Linked DNA regions of Homo sapiens: region 1 is linked to region 2. Evidence: chromatin contacts called from ENCODE Hi-C or POLR2A ChIA-PET data. All regions are on one chromosome and are shown on one strand. The core of a region is the stretch at or near the end of the contact, and the rest is flanking DNA. Distances in the headings are between cores, read along the strand shown.

What was found. A loop is a pair of places that touch in the nucleus more often than their neighbours do. ChIA-PET counts read pairs that join two places held with the same protein, here RNA polymerase II (POLR2A). Pooled maps may share reads with other maps.
Region 1: a map of prostate gland shows a loop between it and region 2 (11-fold over the local background). The contact joins the promoter of CLIP1-AS1 here to the enhancer-like site in region 2. A Hi-C loop is called at or near these places in 115 of 168 maps with a recorded cell type or tissue (A673, B cell, CD14-positive monocyte and 68 more), 37 of 37 single-sample maps with no recorded cell type and 49 of 50 pooled maps. POLR2A ChIA-PET finds 5 or more read pairs at or near these places in 46 of 52 experiments (A549, A673, AG04449 and 36 more).

What each region holds. Positions count from the first base shown.
Region 1 is chr12:122,392,605-122,397,502 of GRCh38, reverse strand. CLIP1-AS1 (CLIP1 antisense RNA 1) reads right to left here and starts at 1,961. Exons shown (of 3, transcript NR_045382.1): 1 at 1,838-1,961; 2 at 798-920. The region is part of intron 1 of CLIP1 (CAP-Gly domain containing linker protein 1); the gene reads left to right.
Region 2 is chr12:122,469,981-122,474,692 of GRCh38, reverse strand. ZCCHC8 (zinc finger CCHC-type containing 8) reads left to right here. Exons shown (of 14, transcript NM_017612.5): 14 at 418-3,093. The coding sequence ends at 1,196. Among named protein-coding and RNA genes, the nearest start is that of ZCCHC8, 29 kb to the left of the region's middle. RefSeq lists an enhancer at 592-641. Within about 2 kb of position 3,317, at least 5 of the 41 ENCODE cell types and tissues checked have a DNase peak (open chromatin) inside an H3K27ac peak, as active enhancers do; they include B cell, PC-9, prostate gland and 1 more, where a contact is called at or near this core.

The sequences.
Region 1 (4,898 bases), core at 712-3,211, 76 kb after region 2:
TGGCTCACTGCAACCTCTGAGATTACAGGCGTGCACCACTATGCCCGGCTAATTTTTGTATTTTTTTGTAGAGAGAGGTTTTTGCCATGTTGCCCAGGCTGGTCTCAAACTCCTGACCTCAGATGATCCACCCACTTTGGTCTCCCAAAGTGCTGGGATTACAGGCATGAGCCACACGCCTGAACTCTTCCATCTTTTGATTCTGTTGTCTTCAGTACATGCTTTCGAGGTTGCTGGGCTTGTCTCCATCAAGCCATCAGAAGGGCAAAGAGCATGGGGGATTGTACACAGTAGGTTCCTCTGGGCTAGGCCTAGAGTGGCACATGCCTCACACACTTATTCCACTGGCTAGAACTCAGTCACGTGATCATACTGAACTGTAGCGGGAGCTGGGAAATATGGTGTGAATCCAGGAAGAAAAAGAGGCCAGGCACGGTGGCTTACGCCTGTAATCCCAGCACTTTGGGAGGCCAAGGTTGGTGGATCGCTTGCACCCAGGAGTTCAAGACCAGCCTAGGCAACATGGTAAAACCCCATCTCTACAAAAAAAAAAAAAAAAAAAAAAAAAATTTGCCGGGTGTGGTGGTGTCTGCCTGTAGTCCCAGCTACTTGGGAGGCTGAGGTGGAAGGATGGCTGGAGTCTGGGAGGTCAAGGCTGCCATGAGCCATGAGTGCATCACTGCAGTTCAACCTGGGCAACAGGGCAAGACTCTGCCTCAAAAAAAAAAAAATAAACAACAACAAAAAAGTCTTGGTGAACAGCTAGCCACCCTCTCCCCCTCTCCATATGTATTCACTTCCATCCTGGCTTGGCTGTACTGCACTCTTGTTTCTGTGGAGAAAGCAGCTCAGTAGAGTCTGTTTCTTCACTCTTTCGGTTGAAGCCGTTTTACTGTGGCTCAAAAGAATTTTTTTTCTGCCTGTGAAATTAATTATACCTGTTCATTAAATAAAATTTCTATAGACCCAAGAAAACACAGATAAAAATTACCAGTGATTCCATTGAGATAATTGTTCTGAGTCCCTGTTACAGTTCCCTTCAATTTCAGAATTTTTAAGCACTTAGAAATAATAAAATGTCACTAATTCTTACTCTGTGCTGGCTTGCAAACTTCAAAACTCTTAAGAGGGAGGAAACAACAGCCTGGCCATTTTGCCTTTTCCTCACAAAGATACACAGGGCTATTCCGGAGCTGTCCCGAGGCTTTATTCTTCTGGCATTTTCAAAATGACTTAGACATCTTAATCTCCACTTCTCCTTAGTAAACAGGGTAAATATTGGGGCTGGTGAACTCAATAGTTTATTAGGATGGCAAGGGTAACATTTTAAGTTTATGATTTATTTTCTACTCAGTTATCAGGATTCTTTTTTCTTTCCTTTTTCTTTTTTTTTTTTTGAGATGGAGTCTTGCTCTATCGCCAGGCAGGAGTGCAGTGGCACGATCTCGGCTCACTGCAACCTCCACCTCCCAGGTTCAAGAGATTCTCCTGCCTCAGTCTCCCAAGTAGCTGGGACTACACGCACGCACCACCATGCCCAGCTAATTTTTGTATTAGTAGAGACGGGGTTTCACCATGTTGGCCAGGGTTGTCTCTATCTCTTGACCTCATGATCAGCCTGCCTTGGCCTCCCAAAGTACTGCGATTACAGGCGTGAGCCACCACGCCTGGCGGGGATGCTTAAATGTAGCCCAATCCTCCAGTAAAGAATACTAAGAAAAAGTGTTTGGAACCGAACCAAAATAAAAACTTGCGTACCAGAAGTTTGCAGGTAATACAGATATGCGTACATGACTGGTGTTCAGCTATTTAGGTGGACTTGCTTGTCTCTGCTTACCTGTGTTGCTGATGCTGGTCAGCAGTGGAGAAAACTGAGATTAGATGCTGCTAATCTCAGATGGGAGGATAATTTCTTAGGAGGAAGGACATTTCTTGAGTCATCAGCTCCAGATTCCTTTAAAGTGGTGAGGCTTCAGCCCAGAGGGCGACTAACATGAGAATTCCTGTTTGTGAGGTCATTGTCATGACCTCATAGCCAGGCTGTTCAAAATGTTTGCCCAGCTTCTGGCAGGATATGAGCTGATGCCTGCCCCGATTCTACAGACACCATGAGGTACTATTTTCATATTCTAGATTTGTGTTGATTTTCTTCAACTTCTTATAGATAAAAAGTAAAGACATTGACACCAGGCCCTCTTTATTTTGCTGAAAGAGATCGTATAATGATGAGAAAATTATTGTGAGTATCCTCTGGCAGGACTTTTAAAGGCAGAAAACTCCACAGTTGAATAGAAAGTGTTTTTACTGTGTGTACGTGATTAGTCAGTAGCTCTATTTGCTACGGAATTTACTATCCATTTTTTCTGCAAATAAACATAAAGTTTTTTCTTCTGTGAAAAAGTAACAGTTTGAAATGATTAGACTAGGTTATCAGTGGCAGAAATTCTTTATGACCCAGAGGTCTCAATTCAGATGCATCACAATCGAGAAGTTGTCACCATCTGTTTTTGATTATTTTGCCTTGTGCTGTTTATACCTGTTTCAGTTGGAGTTGGAAGAAAAGGTGTTGGTTCGTACAGATATTCAGAAAGCTAGTCTCTGAGGGTTAATATTAACTTTTTAAAGGATTGTCCTTCTTTTTTTTTATTTTTGAGCCGGAGTCTCATGCTGTCGCCAGACTGGAGTGCAGTGATGCAATCTCGGCTCACTGCAACCTCCGCCTCCTGGGAGCTGGGATTACAGGCGCGCACCACCACACCCAGCTAATTTTTGTATTTTTAGTAGAGATGCGGTTCCACCATGTTGGCCAGGATGGTCTCGATCTCCTGATCTCGTGATCCGTCCACCTCGGCCTCCCAAAATGCTGGGATTACAGGCATGAGCCACTGTGCCTGGCCTAAAGGATTGTCCCTTTAAGTAAATAAAAACTTAGAAAACCCTGTGTTTCTGTATTCTGGGTGCAAACACTTGATAAATTGTCCCTTTCCATCTTTTTTTTTTTTTTTTTTTTTTTTGAGACAGCGTCTCACTGTGTTGCCCAGGCTGGAGTGCAGTGGCGAAATCTTGGCTCACTGCAACCTCCGCTTCCCGGCTTCAAACGATTCTCGTGCCTGAGCCTCCAGAGTAACTGGGATTATAGGCACGTGCCACCACGCCCAGCTGATTTTTTTGTATTTTTAGTAGAGACGGGGTTTCACCATGTTGGCCAGGCTGGTCTCAAACTCACCTCAAGTGATCCGCCCGCCTCAGTCTCCCAAAGTACTGGGATTACAGGCGTGAGCCACCACGCCCGGCCCCTTTTCATCTTTTATTTAAGTAATGCAGTACGTAAACAATGGAACTTTTTTCTAAGTTTGACTGTGAGTTTAAGTGGAGAGATGATGCACCACCTCCCAAATAATAATTTTCTTATTGCTTTGCACCCATAAAGCATGTCAGTGTCAGAGAGACATCACATCCTGTTTTTTGAAGTAGACTGTGCTTTTAAAAGCATTGCCCTGTGTGTTCTCTGTTTTTCCCCCTCCGAAACAGTCACATGTCCCTATTTTCTTAAATACATAAAACCTAGAATCTTTTTTTTTTTTTTTTTTGGAGACAGAATCTCACTCTGTCACCCAGGCTGGAGTGCAGTGGTCTGATCTCAGCTAACCACAACTTCTGCCTCCCAGGTTCAAGTGATTCTCCTGGCTTAGCCTGCTGAATAGCTGGGACTACTGGTGCGCACCACCACACCCGGCTAATTTTTGTAGTTTAGTAGAGATGGGGGTTTCACCTTGTTGTCCAGGCTGGTCTCGAACTACTGACCTCAGGTGATCTGTCTGCCTCAGCTTCCCAAAGTGCTGGGATTACAGGTGGGAGCCACCGTGCCCAGCCAAGATCTAGACTCTTAAAACACTTTCTTAGAGACTAAGAGCCCTTTATGGGTCCACTAGGTGTATGCCCTTTCAAATGTCTCTCTTTAACTGGGTTGTCTTTAAGATAGCTTTGTAGAAATGAGCCATCCTGTACACATAAGTTGTAAGAACTTGAAATTGCCAGTCTGGCTGGGCATGGTGGCACATGCCTGTAATCCCAGCACTCTGGGAGGCCGAGGCGGGCAGATCACTTGAGGTCAGGAAATCGAGACCCTCCTGGCCAATATGGTGAAACCTCGTCTCTACTAAAAATACAAAAAATTAGCTGGGCATGGTGGCACACGCCTGTAATCCCAACTACTTGGGAGGTTGAGGCAGGAGAATCCCTTGAACCCAGGAGGCAGAGGTTGCAGTAAGGCGAGATGCCACTGTACTCCAGCCTAGGTGACAGAGTGAGACTCCATCTAAAAAAAAAAAAAAAACAAGATTGCCAATCTGCAGTGAATTTTAGCCACAGGGACAATATATAACTTCTTTAGATCAAGTTTCATTATTAAAAACATTTCTGGCTGGGTGTGGTGGTTCACACCTGTAATCCCAGCACTTTGGGAGGCCGAGGTGGGTGGATCACTTGAGGTCAGGAGTTCAAGACCAGCCTGGCCAACATAGCGAAACCCTGTCTCTACTAAAAATACAAAAATTAGCCGGGGGTGGTGGTGTGTGCCTGTAGTCCCAGTTACTCGGGAGGCTGAGGCAGGAGGATTGCTTGAGCCTGGGAGGTGGAAGTTGTAGTGAACTGAGAGTGGGCCACTGCACTCCAGCCTGGGCAACAGGAATGAAACCCTGTCTCAAAAAAAAACCAAAAAACAATTTTTGTGCTTTTAGTATGTATTCTTATTAGGGAGAATAGAAGTGAATCTTTAACCTTTGAATTCACATTCACCTTGCAAGATCTCTTTCACGGAAGGGTAGTTACTGAGATGTGTCTGAGTGGTAGCGGGCATTAGAGTGGGAGTGATTCTCGAGCCGGCTTGCCATGGTGGT
Region 2 (4,712 bases), core at 2,068-4,567:
ACTTCCTCCCCATTAGCCTTCCACCCACTCAGTAACCAGCCTGCACCTCCAGTCAAATTTCCTACTGCATTCTGCCACAAATTTTTGGGTAGAGTGCACTGCCTTGAAATTCTGAAGTCTCCATGCAATTGCTCGCATTTCCTCAATCTAAAATGATGCACACAGCACAGAAACAGATCTCCCGAGGGATAGCCTTTAGCACCAGAAGATCCTGACAGCTATCCCTGCAGATCTTTTCAGGTGGACTGAGGATACCAGGTGGTGGTAATGGCACCTGAGAATCCAGAATTTCCCTCATGTTAAGCCAGTTATTTTTGGCCATTGAATTACTGGATACACCTGAGTTCAAATAACAAATTTTAGTAAAACCAAATGCTATTATAAGTTCTAAAGTATCTCTTAACTTTCTTACTTCAGATATGGAGGTACCACATGGTTCTCAGAGCAGCGAAAGTTTTCAGTTTCAACCACCATTACCTCCTGACACTCCTCCACTCCCCCGGGGAACTCCTCCACCCGTCTTCACCCCTCCACTCCCAAAGGGCACCCCGCCGCTGACTCCCAGTGACTCACCCCAGACCAGAACAGCATCTGGAGCTGTGGATGAGGACGCACTGACTCTAGAAGAACTTGAAGAACAGCAGAGGCGGATCTGGGCAGCTCTTGAGCAGGCCGAGAGCGTAAACAGCGACTCCGACGTTCCTGTGGACACACCTTTAACTGGCAATTCCGTTGCCTCATCACCTTGTCCAAATGAGCTAGACCTCCCTGTCCCGGAGGGAAAAACATCTGAAAAGCAGACGCTGGATGAGCCTGAGGTACCAGAGATTTTTACAAAGAAATCAGAAGCTGGACATGCCTCCAGTCCAGACTCTGAGGTGACATCACTTTGTCAGAAGGAAAAAGCAGAGTTGGCTCCGGTAAACACTGAAGGTGCCCTTCTTGATAATGGCAGTGTCGTACCAAACTGTGACATCAGCAATGGGGGCAGCCAGAAGCTCTTTCCTGCAGACACCAGTCCTTCAACGGCCACTAAAATTCATAGCCCTATACCTGACATGAGCAAATTTGCAACTGGAATCACGCCATTTGAATTTGAGAATATGGCAGAATCTACTGGAATGTACCTCAGGATAAGAAGCTTGTTAAAGAACTCACCCCGAAACCAGCAGAAAAACAAAAAGGCCTCTGAATAATGGCTTGACTTAGCACTGAGAGCTATTTAATAACTTTGTTCCGTTAATTAGTACTAATTAAGTGGATAGATAGAATGGTTTTCCTGTTTGTCCCTCCCATGTTTAAAAATCTATCCAAGGTTCATGTTCCAAAGTCAAGCCTATTTTAAAGAAAGACTGAGCTCACTAGTTCAGTATATTTTATTCTCACTGACAAAACTTGGGGGGAGATGTGAATATGACCTGGTTTAGAGAGGGTTTGTTAAGGTTTATACTATTTTTGGATTGTGACTATCCGTCGAGAGTGATGGTTTTTATCTGTCTTTTGTACATTGTTTTCCCTTTCTACATTTTGCTAATTATCCTGTATATAAGTTTAATATATCACTTTTTAAAAGAAAAAATTCTACCATTTTAAATTCATGTTTCAACTCCTACAACCAAATGAGAAAAATCAGGGATGAGCAGCTTTATCCCATTTGGGGTATTTTTGTAAGTGATTTACATGTGTCAATTTTAGTAATACTTTTACTTTTTTGTAACTTCATCCTTCATATATGCTTGCTATACAGGTATGTTCATCTTTGTGTACAGAGGTTTAATAAATTAGTTTTCATATACATAATCTAAGACTTTGAATACAAAAAAGTGATTCACAGGTAAAATCAGTGTATATAACCTTTTTTTTTTTTGAGACAAGGGTTTCACTCTTGTTGCCCAGGCTGGAGTGCAATGGCACAATCTCGGCTCACCGCAACCTCCGCCTCCCGAGTTTAAGCGATTCTCCTGCCTCAGCCTCCGGAGTAGCTGGGATTACAGGCATGTGCCACCACGCCCAGCTAACTTCGTATTTTTAGTAGAGATGGGGTTTCTCCACGTCGGGTCAGGCTGGTCTTGACCTCCTGACTTCAGGTGATCTGCCCGCCCAGCCTCCCAAAGTGCTGGGATTACAGGCGTAAGCCACCTCACCTGGCCGGTGCATATAACTTTTAAGTTTAAAAGTAAATTGTTGGCCAGGCGTGGTGGCTCATGCTTATAATCCTAGCACTTTGGGAGGCCAAGGAGGAAGGATCACCTGAGGTCAGGAGTTCGAGACCAGCCTGGCCAACATGGCAAAACCCCATCTCTACATAAATACAAAAATTAGCCAGGTGTGGTGGTACATGCCTGTAATCCCAGCTACTCGGGAGGCTGAGGCAGGAGAATCACTTGAACCTGGGAGTGGGAGGTTGCAGTGAGCCGAGGTCGCGCCATTGCACTCCAGCCTGGGCAACAAGAGCAAAACTCCATCTCAAAAAAAAAAAAAAAAAAAGGTAAATTGTAAAAATCAGTGGTAGCAAAACAAAAATAATGATAGGAATTGCAAGTTTGGGTGTTTTCAGTGGATTTCAGCCTTAAATATAGAAACAGCAGAATTTTTGAAAAGTAATTATTTTGAAAAATGAATGGCATGCAGCTAGCCTTTGTATAAAAATAATTTTCTAGATTTGAACCCTAATAGTTAAAAATTAAAAATTAAACATAAACATACTGCTTTTAATTGTCAGGTATATATATAAGATAGAGCTGAAACTGTGGTTTAGGTCTTTCTGTGGAATGCCATTACATCTTTATATTAGTCAAGTCCATGAAAATAAATGTTTAGATCGTCTTGAATTGTTAGTCTCAGGCAGTGTTATCCTGCTCTCAGGCCAACAGGGGGAGCAAAATAGAAACATTCCAGATATAGCTTTCATTTTTGAGAACTTGAGTAATCAGAATTTACTGTTCTGTAAAGAATAAAGGAAAGGAAAATTATAAAGAGAGAAATTTCTTTTTAAAGCCCTCACAGAATGTGCTAGAAATAGAATAAAATTTAAAATACTTTTGGCTTCTTTTCCTCAGCTTAAGTTCAAAATAAAAGCAATCCTTTACAGTTGTTTACATAGTGTTTTTAACCTGATCTCGCTCAGCATTTCTGTCAGGCAAATTATTATCACCACTTGGAAGTAAGGAAAGGGAGGCAGAGAGAGGTTAAAGGAACTTGTCGACATTCCAGAAGTGGTTCTTAAGGTGAGTGTTCAACTAAAGACTTGACTATTCCCTAAATCAGAGCAGTAGTTGTTTAAATGTCCCTTTAAGAAGTACTGCATTAGTAGAGTCACCTGTGAATACCAGAGGTCTCTTAATAGTTATCTCTTTGCCATTTACCAGACATCGTGTTAAGGTATTTTTGTGCATTACCCCATTTTCACCGTCACCACATTGGGTAGGCATTGTTAACCTCATTGTTGAGAGGAAATACACACAGCTAAATACACACATACTAAAACACACAGCTGATACACAACCTAGTAAATCTAAATCTAGATCTCTCTGACCCCCGTATCTGTGCTCTTAACTGCTGTACTGCCTCCTTGTCAAAAGCTCTACAAAAGCACTGATTCTTTTTTTTTTTTTTTTTTTTTTTTTGATACAGAGTCTTGCTCTGTTGCCGAGGCTGGAGTGCAGTGGCACAATCTTGGCTCACTGCAAGCTCCGCCTCCCGGGTTCAAGTGATTCTCCTGCCTCAGCCTCCCAAATAGCTGGGATTACAGTCATGTGCCACACACCCGGCTAATTTTGTATTTTTAGTAGAGACGGGGTTTCTTCATGTTGGTCAGGCTGGTCTCGAACTCCCGACCTCAGGTGATCTGCCCACCTCTTGCCTCCCACAGTGCTGGGATTATAAGTGTGAGCCACCGGGCGCCCAGCCAAAAGCACTGATTCTCAAAAAATGGGCTATTTCATTTGTTCAATTTTTGGGGGGTGTTGAGTGGGGGACAGGGTCTCGCTCTGTCACCCAGGCTGGAGTACAGTGGCATGATCACAGCTCACTACAGCCTCCACCTCCCAAGTTCAAGTGATTCTCCTGCCTCAGCCTCCAGAGTAGCTGGGATTACAGGTGTGAGCCACCACACTCAGCCTGTTCAGCCACTTACTGAGGACATACTTCTGATAAATGTTCTTCAGTGTGCTTTTCCGCATTAAAAAGGTGGATCACGAGGTCAGGAGATCGAGACCATCCTGGCCAACACAGTGAAACCCTGTCTCTACTAAAAAAAAAAAAAAATTTTAAATAGCTGGGCGTGGCGGTGGGCGCCTGTAGTCCCAGCTACTCGGGAGACTGAGGCAGGAGAATGGCGTGAACCCAGGAGGCAGAGCTTTCAGTGAGCCGAGATCGTGCCACTGCACTCCAGCCTGGGTGACAGAGCAAGACTCCATCTCAAAAAAAAAAGAAAAGAAAAGAAAAAATACTGTGGCCCAGCACGGTGGCTCATGCCTGTAATCCCAGCACTTTGGGAAGCCAAGGCAGGCATATTGCTTGAGGCCAGGGGTTTGGGACCAGCCTGGCCAACATGGTGAAACCCCCATCTCTACTAAAAACACAAAAATTAGCCAGGTATGGTGGTGCATACCTGTAGTCCCAGCCACTCAGGAGGCTGAGGCACAGAAATCACTTGAACCCGGGAGGCGGAGGCTGCAGAGAGCAGAGATCAGGCCACTGCACTCCAGCCT